Linked DNA regions of Homo sapiens: regions 1 and 3 are each linked to region 2. The links are chromatin contacts, found by Hi-C or POLR2A ChIA-PET in ENCODE. All regions are on one chromosome and are shown on one strand. Each heading gives the region's core, a stretch centred on a gene start or an enhancer-like site at or near the end of the contact. The rest is flanking DNA. Distances are from core to core; before and after follow the strand shown. Region 1 has its middle 12 kb from the start of MAF. Region 2 holds the start of MAFTRR (MAF transcriptional regulator RNA). Region 3 has its middle 140 kb from the start of LINC01228.

Region 1 (3,869 bases), core at 1,212-3,711, 160 kb after region 2:
GGAGCCAGGTGCTGGTTTGAGTTTGCTGGAACCAAGACACAGAGATTAAACATAAGGCTTCTGCTTCAAAACACTCGCAAAATCATGAGAGAAATAGGTAAGTAAGAAGACAGTGACAAAAGGGTGGCATGAGGAAGCCTTGTGATGGAAATGCCGTGTATCTTGACTGTGGAAATGCTGATTGTGATCACAGGAATTGATGCATGTGATAAGACTGCACAGAATGAAATCACACACACACAAGTGCATGTAAAACTGGTGAAATCTGTGTAAGTTGGGTACATTATAACAATGTCAATTTCCTGGTTGTGCTATTGCAGTCATTTTGCAAAATGTCAATGCTGGGAGAGAATGGGTGAAGGGTACACAGGAGCCGTCTGTATTATTCCTTACAACTGCACGTGAATCTACAATTACCCCAAAATTTAAAAAATTAAAATACATATATAATTACAATGTACAATCACCAATGCCATGCCAGTGGGCCCTGAGAGCAGAGTGGAGATACATCATCCCACTTAGATAAGAAAGTAGTAGTCAAAGAAGGGCCTCTCAAGGAAGGAGAGAAGTCTCAGCTATCAGTGTGAGTTAGCTAGGCTGAAAAGGTGGGGAGGAGGAAAGGATGCACCAGGCTGGAGGAAGCCCAGACCCGCAGGCACCATGGCTGGGTTGATAGTATGACCCTTGAGGCAGGTGAAAAGTGCAGTGTGGACAGCGTCCCTCACCCTGCCCCAGCAAGCCAGCTCTCCCACCATTCTGCTGCTACCTCCTTGGGCTCAGGCCACTCCTTTTAGACCTAAAATAAGGCCTGTTTTCATCTGTAACAGAACCCCCTTCTGCCTCCTCCCTTTTACAGGTCATTTGTTTGTTGAAGAAAGCAGAACATTCGTCTTAGAGAAGTTCCCAAATTATCCATTTGAATTATGGCTTCATAATAGGGTCTGCATCATTTCTCTATCGCCTGCATTTCCTGTAAGCTGGTAGTTTTACTATTACCATGACCATAATCATCATCACTATTACATTACTACCAAATCATCCCAATGTTATTGGAAAGGTAAAAATGTAGGCAATAGAGTGATAGCTTCTAGAAGTTTCATTTCTCTTTCAAATAACTTTTTTTTTTTTTTGAGATGGAGTCTCACTCTGTCGCCCAGGCTGGATGGAGTGCAGTGGCATGATCTCGGCTCACTGCAACCTCTGCCTCCTGGGTTCACGCCATTCTCCTGCCTCAGCCTCCCAAGTAGCTGAGAATACAGGCACCTGCCACCACGCCCGGTTAATTTTTTTGTATTTTTAGTAGAGATGGGGTTTCACTGTGTTAACCAGGATGGTCTCGATCTCCTGACCTTGTGATCCACCCGCCTCGGCCTCCCAAAGTGCTGGGATTACAGGCGTGAGCCACTGTGCCAGACCTCAAATAACTTTAAACCAAATCTTTCCTCCCCATGACATAGAAAATAGACAGCAACCTCATTGGTGCTTAAGTTTAGAAAGAGACTCTAGTACAAAGAGTATGTGCAGACTTGTGCAATGGCCAAGAAGAACCAGCACTGTAATTGCATTCAGCTCACAGAGTTTTTGGAAACAGATCTTTCTGACGGTAACTTCCAATAAAGTTGGTGGGTGTTACATTAATGACTAGACTCTTAGTCACCTCAAAGGAATGAAAATCAGATGACACCAGGATGGTGGAGGGAGGGGAGATATTAGCAATTCTGATTACAGATATGAATGTAATTTCAGGGGCGTTTTATAATTGCTTTTATGCTTTGATTAAGTGCCTCACGTAATACTGGGCTACAAGATGGGACGCTGGAGAGACACAAGGAAACCCAAGATTATTTACTAGCCTTAATGCCAGTGCCCTGAGAAGGCCGAAGAGGGCATATGTTTGATCATCAAATGCAACACAAAACCTTTACTTCTCAGCTTGCCCTGTGTGCTTTAACACTCACAAACAACCTGCAAACACACTGCTGCATATGTGTGTAGCAAATACCAGTTTACGGTTAGTTATAGAAATTCCCAAAGAATTAAGGGCATTTTCTAAAAAGGTTAAGGGGTGGAGGTGTCGGGGACTGGTAATAAGTCCAAAAGCTCTGTATCATCTGCATTTGCCATCTCATTCCTATTCCACCTGTCTGTAAAACAGATTTGCTCAGATCTTTTCTACCAGTGGAAAGGTTTTGGAAACAGTCCTTTCAAATAATGTCTGTCCAGTAAGATAGGCTTAAGGACACAGGTTCAGGCTAACATCTTTAAACACCCACCACCATTGGAAACCAGAGAACGAGACTTCTAGAAATTACAGTTCACCTGATTTTTCCTTTAACTTCCTCCTTTAATGATTTGCTATTCTTGTGAAACCAAAACAAACAAGAATGTTATAATAATGATGTTGCGATGACAGAAGCAATCTTCTTGGATCTAAGGATTCACACTGTGCCCATAAAATGAGTCACTTGGTCAGCTGGTCAACACTCACTCAACAGCTCCCTAAGACACACTCACAACAGATGTTTTAGGGATAGATACAAAGATGGACCATTTACCAGTGTTTGCCATGATACCATATGATATGATATGATATATGTTACTATATTATATAGTAATATACTATATTATATGATACTATACTATATCATATTACATTACATCGTAATATATTATATGTTACTTATCTGTTTTGTTACCTTTCATTTCTTGACTGGCTCCCTCCTACAATACATAATAAAGGAAAGGAGTTGTGTGTGCAAACTTTGCAGCCATGCCTGGATTTACATCTTGTACTACACCTGCTATGTGGCCCTGGAAAAGCCCTCTAAGGCAGTGCCTAAGGGGAAACTAAGGGGGTACCTTAGTAACATCCTCCATCAAATGTAAATAACAGCAGCACATATCTGATAGGGTTGCTGTGACAATCTGATAAGTTAAAACTAAGGGCAAGGCCCAGGTGAATATCATGTCTGAGTTGGCTGTTAGTAATGCTGCCATTTAATGCTGGGTTCCTCAGTGTCGCCCTGGGTGATGGCATTTCCATCACACTCAGACAGGCTCAGAGAATTCTCCAGGCCCCTGTCCCATACCATATCTGAGTCCAAGTCTCAGCCAATTAGATATTTCATCTCTTTGCCACAGGGGTGGGCTCGGGGATGAGCCTATAAGCAGTCAAATGAACTAGACCCATGCAACCCAAACCGCGACTTTGAGCGCCCTACTGGGGCCTCCAACTGACTCCCATGAACTCAGCATAGGAGGATTAAAGGCTGGAACTACTACAATTATCACACTCTTATGCAGAGCCCTGGTCTGGAGTCCACACAGATGGAAGGAAGCCAGTTCCAATGACACTATATGACCCCTGATCCCAACTAGTCCTGTCCCTAGATTTTGGGCCATGCAAGCCAATGAGAATCCTTTTTGCTTAAACAAATTCAGGTCAAATTTTGTTCACTTGCAACCCAAAGAGGCTGAATTGACATTCCATTATACAGATGAAGATAATGAGACTCAAAAAGCACGTCGAGAACTCTTCTAAGATCACACAATCAGCAAGGTGATACTCTACCTGTTGGATACATTGTGAGGCTCCCAAAGAGAGGTCGAACTACAACTGTGAGGATACAGGAATGAAAGGTAGGAGCGCAGGAGGGCTTCTGGAGCTGGGGGCTTAGTATTAGCATCAAACTTTTACTAATGGATGCCCGACACTCTGCTCTGAGCTTCAGGTGCAACGTCACATCTCATATGAGCTGTGCCTGGAAGAATGGGCATGATTTGGGTATGTGGAAATGAGGGCGGGCCTTGCATTCTTATCTGAAGCTTACAAAATAGTGTCTGTGTGCCTTGAAGTCCTGGGAAAAGCA
Region 2 (3,672 bases), core at 367-2,866:
GTGGGTTGGGGTGGCAAGCTTACAACCTTCCTCCTTCCCTTGAGGTTCGACATTCTCAAAACGTGAGATTCCTCTGGGACATTTAAATAAGCTGTATTCATAGGGGCGGCTACATAATTTGCAGACCCAGTGCAAAATGAAAACACGGGACCTCTTCTTCAAATCGTATTAATAACTTCAAAACAGCAACAGCAGAGCAGTAAACCAAGTGTAAGACCTTCTAAGTACAGAATCTGTGCATTTGGGCTGGTCACACACCCACAAAGCAAGCTGGGGTTTGAGGATAACACATAGAGAGAGTCTGGATTCGATTTTTGCAATATACACCATTTCTTTAGGAAAGTTCAAACTTTCCCTCTGAAGGCTCTAATCTAAGTCTGCTGAATGAATTGACAAGAAATTAACAGGAGAAAAGCCATAACAAAGCTATTCAATCATAGTTTTATGTGACATGGGAGCCCTCAAAATGAAGACCGCAAGTCCCAGATAAAAATAGATACCCCGGGTATCTGTTTTTACCCGGGCTTAAGTTTGATGAAGCATGGATAGCCAGGTAGAAATAGGGTTAGACAAAGAAGAGTCTGATCTAATAGCAAGAGACTGAGGCAGAAAACCCAGCACGGCCTGTCTGTTCAAATTTTTCTTAGCTTCTCTATGTAGCACGTCTTCCTCTCCAGTATGGGGCAGGACCTACAACCCACAAGGTAGGTCAGAGAATTTCTTTATGGCCATTTCTGAAAAGTGCTTGCAGAGGTTCCTGGCATCATGAAACCAGAGTGTCTTGGGAATCAGACTGGCTTGGGTTTGAATCCTGTGTAACCATGTACTAACAGAATTTCTCTGACACTTCCACTCACCATTTTGAACTTCAATTTCCCATCTATTAAATGGAGACAGGGCAACCCACTCTCCGAATTACAATTAATTAGAGGATTAAATGCAATAAGGCATAGAAAGCAAACAAAATTCGAGGTCAAAGCCCGGTACATAATAAATGTTCCAAATTGCCCTTCATTTTGGGCACAGATCTTGCAGATCAGTTCAAACAAAAACACACTATATATTAAAAGTGAGGCTATTGTAATTGAAGACCAAGAGAGATTCGGAAACCTGACAAATCGTTTTCAACCTGTCCGTTCTTTTGCCTCTAATGAGACTTCTCCTTTGGGTGGGAAGAGATGACCTTCTGAAAAGGCCCTCCGTCCGCGTCAGAATTTGGCGACTAAAGCATGCATGAGCTGGGAATGGTGACAAGTTGCAAAGGGAAAGGGGGAGGGTAGGCAGGGTAAGAAAGAAAACTTAGGGCTGGGGTGTGAAGGGTCTCTTGGTTTGTTTTCCTGGCTGGGACAGCGAACTTCTCCGCAGCCAAGTTTCTGGAGCGGGGCCGGCCGCTTCGCGGCTCCCATTGGTCCGGCCGCGGCTGTTGCTAGGCGGATGGACCAATGGCGCGCGAAGGGCGTCTGGGCTCCTCCTCTTCTGGGCCGCGGCTGGAGCCCGGGAAGCGGCGGCGTCCGCGCTTCTCCCGGCGGCTCTTTCTCTTCTTCTTTTTTTTTTTTTTTTTTAAGGCGGGGCGGGGCTGGGGGCGCGGCGTCGCGGAGCTCGGGCCGGTGGAAGGTTTACCTGCTAGGCTCGTCCCACCTGTGTGGAGCTCCCATCGCCCTCCAGCGTTGCGCAGCCTGAAGGGACAGGACGGACAAGCGGGTATTTTTTCCCCCTCACGCAAATGTGTATTTTGTGTTTTAATAATTTTATCAACTCGGTGAACTCTCGCGAGAGCACTCGCTGCGTGTCTTGCCTCTGTCGTCCTTCCCAGTCTCTAACCGGCCCCTGGGCCACCTCTCACAATTGAGCCCCCAGCCCTTGAACACACGCACACACGCACACACGCTGAGCTACCGCCAATGCTTGAGCCCCCAGCCCTTACACACACCCATACACGTGCACAAACACACACACACGCTGAACCAACTTCAACACTTGAGCCCCCAGCCCCTAGAGAGAGACACACACACACACGCTGATGCGGGAGCATTTAGCACAGTTTCCTTGCTGAAAAAGCAGGACCTCGGTTTAGAAAATGGAAATTGCCCAGGAGGAAAAGAGAGCTGAGATATATGCAGCCCCAGGTACTTAGGGTTAGTAATAATATTGTTAATAATACTATCGTTTCTGAGGGGTTTCTACCAGATACTGTGTTGAGTAGTTGCCATGCTTAATCCTATTTAGAGCTTGGTGTGCCCATGGGTAAACAGAGGCACTGAGCAGGGGAGGCAGAAGCAGGACTGGAAACTGTCTGTGTAACTTTGGAGCTCTTGGTTCTATCCACTTACTGGTGTGGTTGCATGGCTGTACAACTGCCCATGTGGTTATGGCCCCCATCTGGGGATAGGTCTCAGTAGAACCTACATCGCCAGGGCTATGCCAGCCTTATGCAGTCCTATGCATAACTACCAATTCTCAGAATGAGCATGTTTATCACCCTTGGCCCATCCTGCCCCATCACTGTATTTAACACTTGCATCTTAGGTGGATCTTCCTCAATAATCCTGGAATGAGTAGAAAAGACCCATGTTCTGTGTGTTTGGGGAACATCTTATCTTCATCCTGCAACACACATCCACCTCGGCAGCTTCCCCTCAACTAATGTGGGAACCACAACTCAGAGAGGAAAGTGACTGGATCAAGGCTACTCTGATCAAAGCTGGTCACTTCCCACATCTGTGAGACAGCAGAGCCAGTTCTCTGCTTGGTGAAGCAATTCCGTAAAAGCATTTCTCTAACAAGTGACTGCAGACTTCACGTGAACTCAGCTGCATACTGGAAGTCACTGTGATTCTAATTTTATGAAGAATTATCAAGTTGAGCATATTTAAAACTGTGTGGGGCTTTTTTTCTTATACAGTTTCCTTTTTTCTTTTTTTCAAGGTGCCTCCTTCTAATTCATCTTCACCATTGTGGTTGTCAATATGGCATGCAGAATTATCCCTCTTTCCAGGTGAGGACGCGGAGACATGGAGACACATGTAGCCCAGACACATAACAACACAGTAGGCAGGCCCAGTCTTGGAGCACAGATTCTTCCTCCCCCTCCCCACACCTTAGCTAGCTTCTTTGCTCTCCCTGAGTGCCTATGGCTTACAAGTTATCCATTTACAACAAAAGGTTGTTTATTCAGAATGTAGGGACTGGGAATACAGAAGCCAAAAAAAAAAAAATGAAGTGAGAAATGAAATCCCTTCTGTTTTGTTGTTTGGAAACTGCCTGGGAAGTGGCCTGCCAGCTAGGAACAGGGTTGGCTGGTGAAGAAGCCCCTGGCATGACATTTTTCTGCTTAGCAGATGCCTGTGTGCCACCCTCGCCCTTGCTCTGAGCCTGGCAGTCAAGGGAAACGTGTCTGTACTCACTGTGCTATTGTCTAAAAGGCTCAGCAGAAAGGCCCCAGCTAGCTTCCTTCTTCCCTTCGCAGCAGGAGAAGACCTAGGCATGCCCACCTCCTACCCTAACAGACAGCACCTAAGAGATGGTTCTTTTGATAACTTAAAGGAGATATTTTTGAACGTCAACACAAGACAGTATCGCCCAGCAAGGGAGAGGTTTTCGACTCCACCCATCCCCAGAGACTCACTTGGTCTCAGAGAGAGAGTACTGTCTCCTTTCCTTAAATCCCCCTAG
Region 3 (3,755 bases), core at 1,238-3,737, 200 kb before region 2:
CCATAGTTCCAGATATAGTCACACAGGAGGTTAGGGCTTCAACATAGGAATTTTGATAGGACACAATTCAGTCCATAGTAATTATCATTAATATCTATTTGCAGAGCTCTTCTGTTAGGGTGATTGTCTCAATTTGCCCAGGATGTTTCTGGTTTGGGCATTTAAAGTCGAGTGTCCCAGGAAACTCCTGTTGCTTTCAATACAGAATCCATTCACCCAAAGATCCAAGCTAAAATCCTTAGCCAGCCTAGGGTCTTCCTTCATATCTATCTTCTGCCATCTGATCAACTACCAAATCCAAGCAATTCTAATGTTTATAAACTATCTTTGTTTTGCTTCCATATGTCCATTCTTACTGTTGCATCCATTGGTTATTTTCTCATTATCTCACATCTGAACCATTACAGAATCCTCTAAATTAGTTTTCCTTTACCATAAACCAAACTTGAGCATGAGTCAGAATCTCCTGAGGACTTGTTAAAACACTCATTGCTGCTTGCCTGCTCCCTCCTGTTCTCTGATGGGGAAGGTCTGGGGTGGGGCCTGTGAATCTGCATTTCTAACAGGCCATCCTGATGCTTTGGGGCCCTGAAATTTCAGTTTCAGAGCAGAGTGACTGGTGGTTTTCACTCTGCACATCCAGAGCCATTGGGGAGATGGAGCCTGCTGGAGATTCCAGAAGCATGTGGGTCATGCAGCAATGACACATTCCCATCCAGGGTCCTTTTGTGGACGGCAGAGCTCCACATCAGCAGGAAAGGCCTGGCACCAGGCTAGCTTACTGTCAAGTGACCTGCTCAGCTGTGAACTCTTTTTATCCTCTCCTAGTTCCTGTTCACAACAGTTACTCCTAATGTAAAATGCTGAGTCAGTGACTCTTAACAGACAGTTAGGTTGAGACATCGTGACTTATGATTTGGGCTGCAACATTATCCATCATGCTCATGACCTTGGCATGCTCCAAACTCTTCACCAACCCGGGAGGTAAAGTGAATGTCTCCAAACAACTGGGAAATTGCACGTCCTAAAAATTTTCACCTGATATTAACATATTTATTCACACCAGATCAGTTCTGGATTCTCTTTATTCATTTGTCCATTCATTCATTTGTTCAGTAAGTATTTATTGTGCCTGCTTTGTGTCAGGCATGAGGAATACAATGAGGAAACTCAGAACCTCTTCCAAATTCCATAAGGTTTTGAGTCTAGGGAAATTCCTCCATGTCTGAAATTTGAACAGAAGCTCAACTGTCTTGTTTCTGTTATTTTCTAATATGTATGAGGCAGAGCATCTCCCCTTCTGCTGATAAGCCTCCACATAAACAATTTGACAAAATCCTGAAGTTTCCACCTGCTGCTGTATTCTTAAGATATGGACACACATGCTCTCACATGCACACATCTTTCATGGCACATATTCACCAGTATTTCTTTGGTGAAGCTTCCATCAGTTAATTGTATTAGTTATTGTTACTGCGTAAAAAATTGCCCCAACACTTGTGAGCTGAAAACAGCACACACTGTTATCTCTCAGTTTTTTTGCAATAGGAATCTGGGTTCATTTTACTGATTGGCAACCACTGTCCAATAGTCAATTGTACCATAAGGCTTTATATATATTTAGTCACATATGTAGGTATAGATAGAATCTTCTAAAATTCTAGAAGAAATGAACTAAATAAGCCAAGGCCCTGGAGAGAATTGGCTACACCATGGGAAAGGTGGCATATCTGTGAGAAGACAGGTATTCAATCTATTATATGAGACTTTAGGACATATCATTACTTCTTTGAAAACTCAAGCTTTGCTAGTGGACTCTCCTTATATTAAATGGACCTTAAGATTTCTTTCTAAGAGGGGAATATGAACATCAGCTCTAATTAACTTGGAGGATGTAATTTGCTTAGAGCTGGCTCATGGACATGGTGGCTCCCAAGCTGTTCTGATGAGTCAGCAAACCGTTGAATGACTCAGCACATCTCTTATAATGAGCTTCGAGATATCTACTTTCCAAGTAAAAACGTTGTCTCATAATATGGGAGTCAGAATATGAGGCCATCAATGGGGCCAGAAAATGAGAGTCCAAAATTCAGAAATAGTTACCTGCTGCTATATTTTAACACTGGTAAATGTGAAATTTAAAGTACCCAGACCCATTGTGGGCATTAAGGCATGGGATTGAGTTTATAGAATGCAGGAACGACATAGGAAGCAGGGTTATTAGTGGCTTACTTAGCGTGATAATATCAACTGGTGAACACTTCCCAGGATCCATTCCCACTGATAAGAACTTATCACTGCACATATTGATTGGGGATTTATCTGTACCATCTGTGGCTCTGGAAACTAACGATTTGGGCCTGTGTTTCCTCCAAAGGTGAAATACTGAGAAGCCCCATGTGGATGTGTAGGAAGCTCACACTGATAACTTCTTGTACTCAGGCCAGTGTTGCGAAATGTTTTGTAGGGTAGTTTCTGGGCTGCCGGCCTGGACTAAGAATGTGCAGGGACTGCACGTCCCAGAATCAGAAACGGTGACCTCTTAGCCCAGAGATTCACATGGTCTTGATAGTTGAAAGAATTCCACAAAAGGTGGGGCCCACAACTTCAGCACCAAAAGAGCTCAAAATGTGAACATTTACCCAAATATTTTTTTTAAAAGGCTGTTTATGGCCTGAGAAAGTTTCTGTGGCAGAAACTCTACCTAGAACCTTTTGTAAGAGCTATTTCAATGCCCCGTGCAAACATTTCATGAGCTGAATTGCTAAGGGTCGTTTGAATGACTGAGTGAGGCAACACACACATGAGGTTAAAGAGAATGGAAACCAACAAATGAATGATGATATTTAACATAGATCTCAGCCCTGTCAAAGCACCACGAGAGGATGAGATGAGAAAATGTAAATCTAACACTGATGGCTGTGTGTGTAAACATTCCAGGGTACAACTTGGAATTTCTGAGATAGGGTCAAAGCAGTGAAATGAGGAACAAGTAAATGTTAACATTAATAATCTTTTTTTTTTTTGAGACAGATTCTTGCTCTGTCACCCAGGCTGGAGTGCAGTGGCACGATCTCAGCTCACTGCAACCTCTGCCTCCTGGGTTCAAGTGATTCTCTAGCCTTAGCCTCCTGAGTAGCTGAGATTACAGGTGCATGCCACCACACCTGGCTAATTTTTGTATTTTTAGTAGAGACAGGGTTTCACCATGTTGATCAGTCTGGTGTCGAACTCCTGACCTCAGGTGATCCACCTGCGTCGGCCCCCCAAAGTGCTGGGATTACAGGCGTGAGTCACTGTGCCTGGCCACCATTAATAATATCAATACTGAAAATGCACACAATTTATTGAGAACTTATTATGGGAACAGGCCTTGGGGTAGCTTCTTTATCTATGTATTATGTATCCAAACTGGCATTATGCCAGACAAATATTAGTCTCCCATTTTAAAGGTAAGCAAATCAAGTCTTGGAGAGGTTAAGAAGCTTTCTCAGGATTAAGCACTTACAAGTGGTAAAGCTGGAATTGAATTCAGTTGTATTTGATACCAAGATCGAATTCAAGAACACCATTGAGCCCTGGAATATTTTGGAAATAATGGTGTTATTTCGTTCAATGAGTGTAAATAGGAATTCCTGAGCATCATTTTTGTCAGAGATTTACTAGCTTCCTGCTTGAGTATTCCAAGAATTGGATGGATGCTTCTTCTCAAGGTAGCCCAATTTACTATGGGAGGGAAGAAAATATTTTAAAGT

The links. Hi-C counts contacts between places; a loop is a spot of excess contacts on that map. ChIA-PET counts read pairs that join two places held with the same protein, here RNA polymerase II (POLR2A). Pooled maps may share reads with other maps.
Region 1: a map of prostate gland shows a loop between it and region 2 (4-fold over the local background). The contact joins the enhancer-like site here to the promoter of MAFTRR in region 2. A Hi-C loop is called at or near these places in 32 of 168 maps with a recorded cell type or tissue (CD4-positive, alpha-beta T cell, CD4-positive, alpha-beta memory T cell, Caco-2 and 22 more), 3 of 37 single-sample maps with no recorded cell type and 40 of 50 pooled maps. POLR2A ChIA-PET finds 5 or more read pairs at or near these places in 8 of 52 experiments (CD4-positive, alpha-beta T cell, CD4-positive, alpha-beta memory T cell, HEK293T and 4 more).
Region 3: a loop to region 2 is called in a map of K562, with 3 times the contacts of the local background. The contact joins the enhancer-like site here to the promoter of MAFTRR in region 2. A Hi-C loop is called at or near these places in 3 of 168 maps with a recorded cell type or tissue (Caco-2, K562 and dorsolateral prefrontal cortex) and 2 of 50 pooled maps. POLR2A ChIA-PET finds 5 or more read pairs at or near these places in 1 of 52 experiments (HEK293T).

Annotation. Positions count from the first base shown.
Region 1 is chr16:79,610,968-79,614,836 of GRCh38, reverse strand. No RefSeq gene overlaps it. Among named protein-coding and RNA genes, the nearest start is that of MAF, 12 kb to the right of the region's middle. Within about 2 kb of position 2,461, at least 2 of the 41 ENCODE cell types and tissues checked have a DNase peak (open chromatin) inside an H3K27ac peak, as active enhancers do; they include mammary epithelial cell and prostate gland, where a contact is called at or near this core.
Region 2 is chr16:79,768,476-79,772,147 of GRCh38, reverse strand. It overlaps MAFTRR (MAF transcriptional regulator RNA), which reads left to right and starts at 1,616. Exons shown (of 6, transcript NR_104663.1): 1 at 1,616-1,701; 2 at 2,926-2,995. LINC01229 (long intergenic non-protein coding RNA 1229) reads right to left here and starts at 1,677. Exons shown (of 4, transcript NR_104660.1): 1 at 1,621-1,677. RefSeq lists silencers at 1,357-1,406, 1,331-1,529 and an enhancer at 1,527-1,576.
Region 3 is chr16:79,969,348-79,973,102 of GRCh38, reverse strand. No RefSeq gene overlaps it. Among named protein-coding and RNA genes, the nearest start is that of LINC01228, 140 kb to the right of the region's middle. RefSeq lists a silencer at 713-919, a cis regulatory region at 1,966-1,976 and an enhancer at 1,899-2,043. Within about 2 kb of position 2,487, at least 5 of the 41 ENCODE cell types and tissues checked have a DNase peak (open chromatin) inside an H3K27ac peak, as active enhancers do.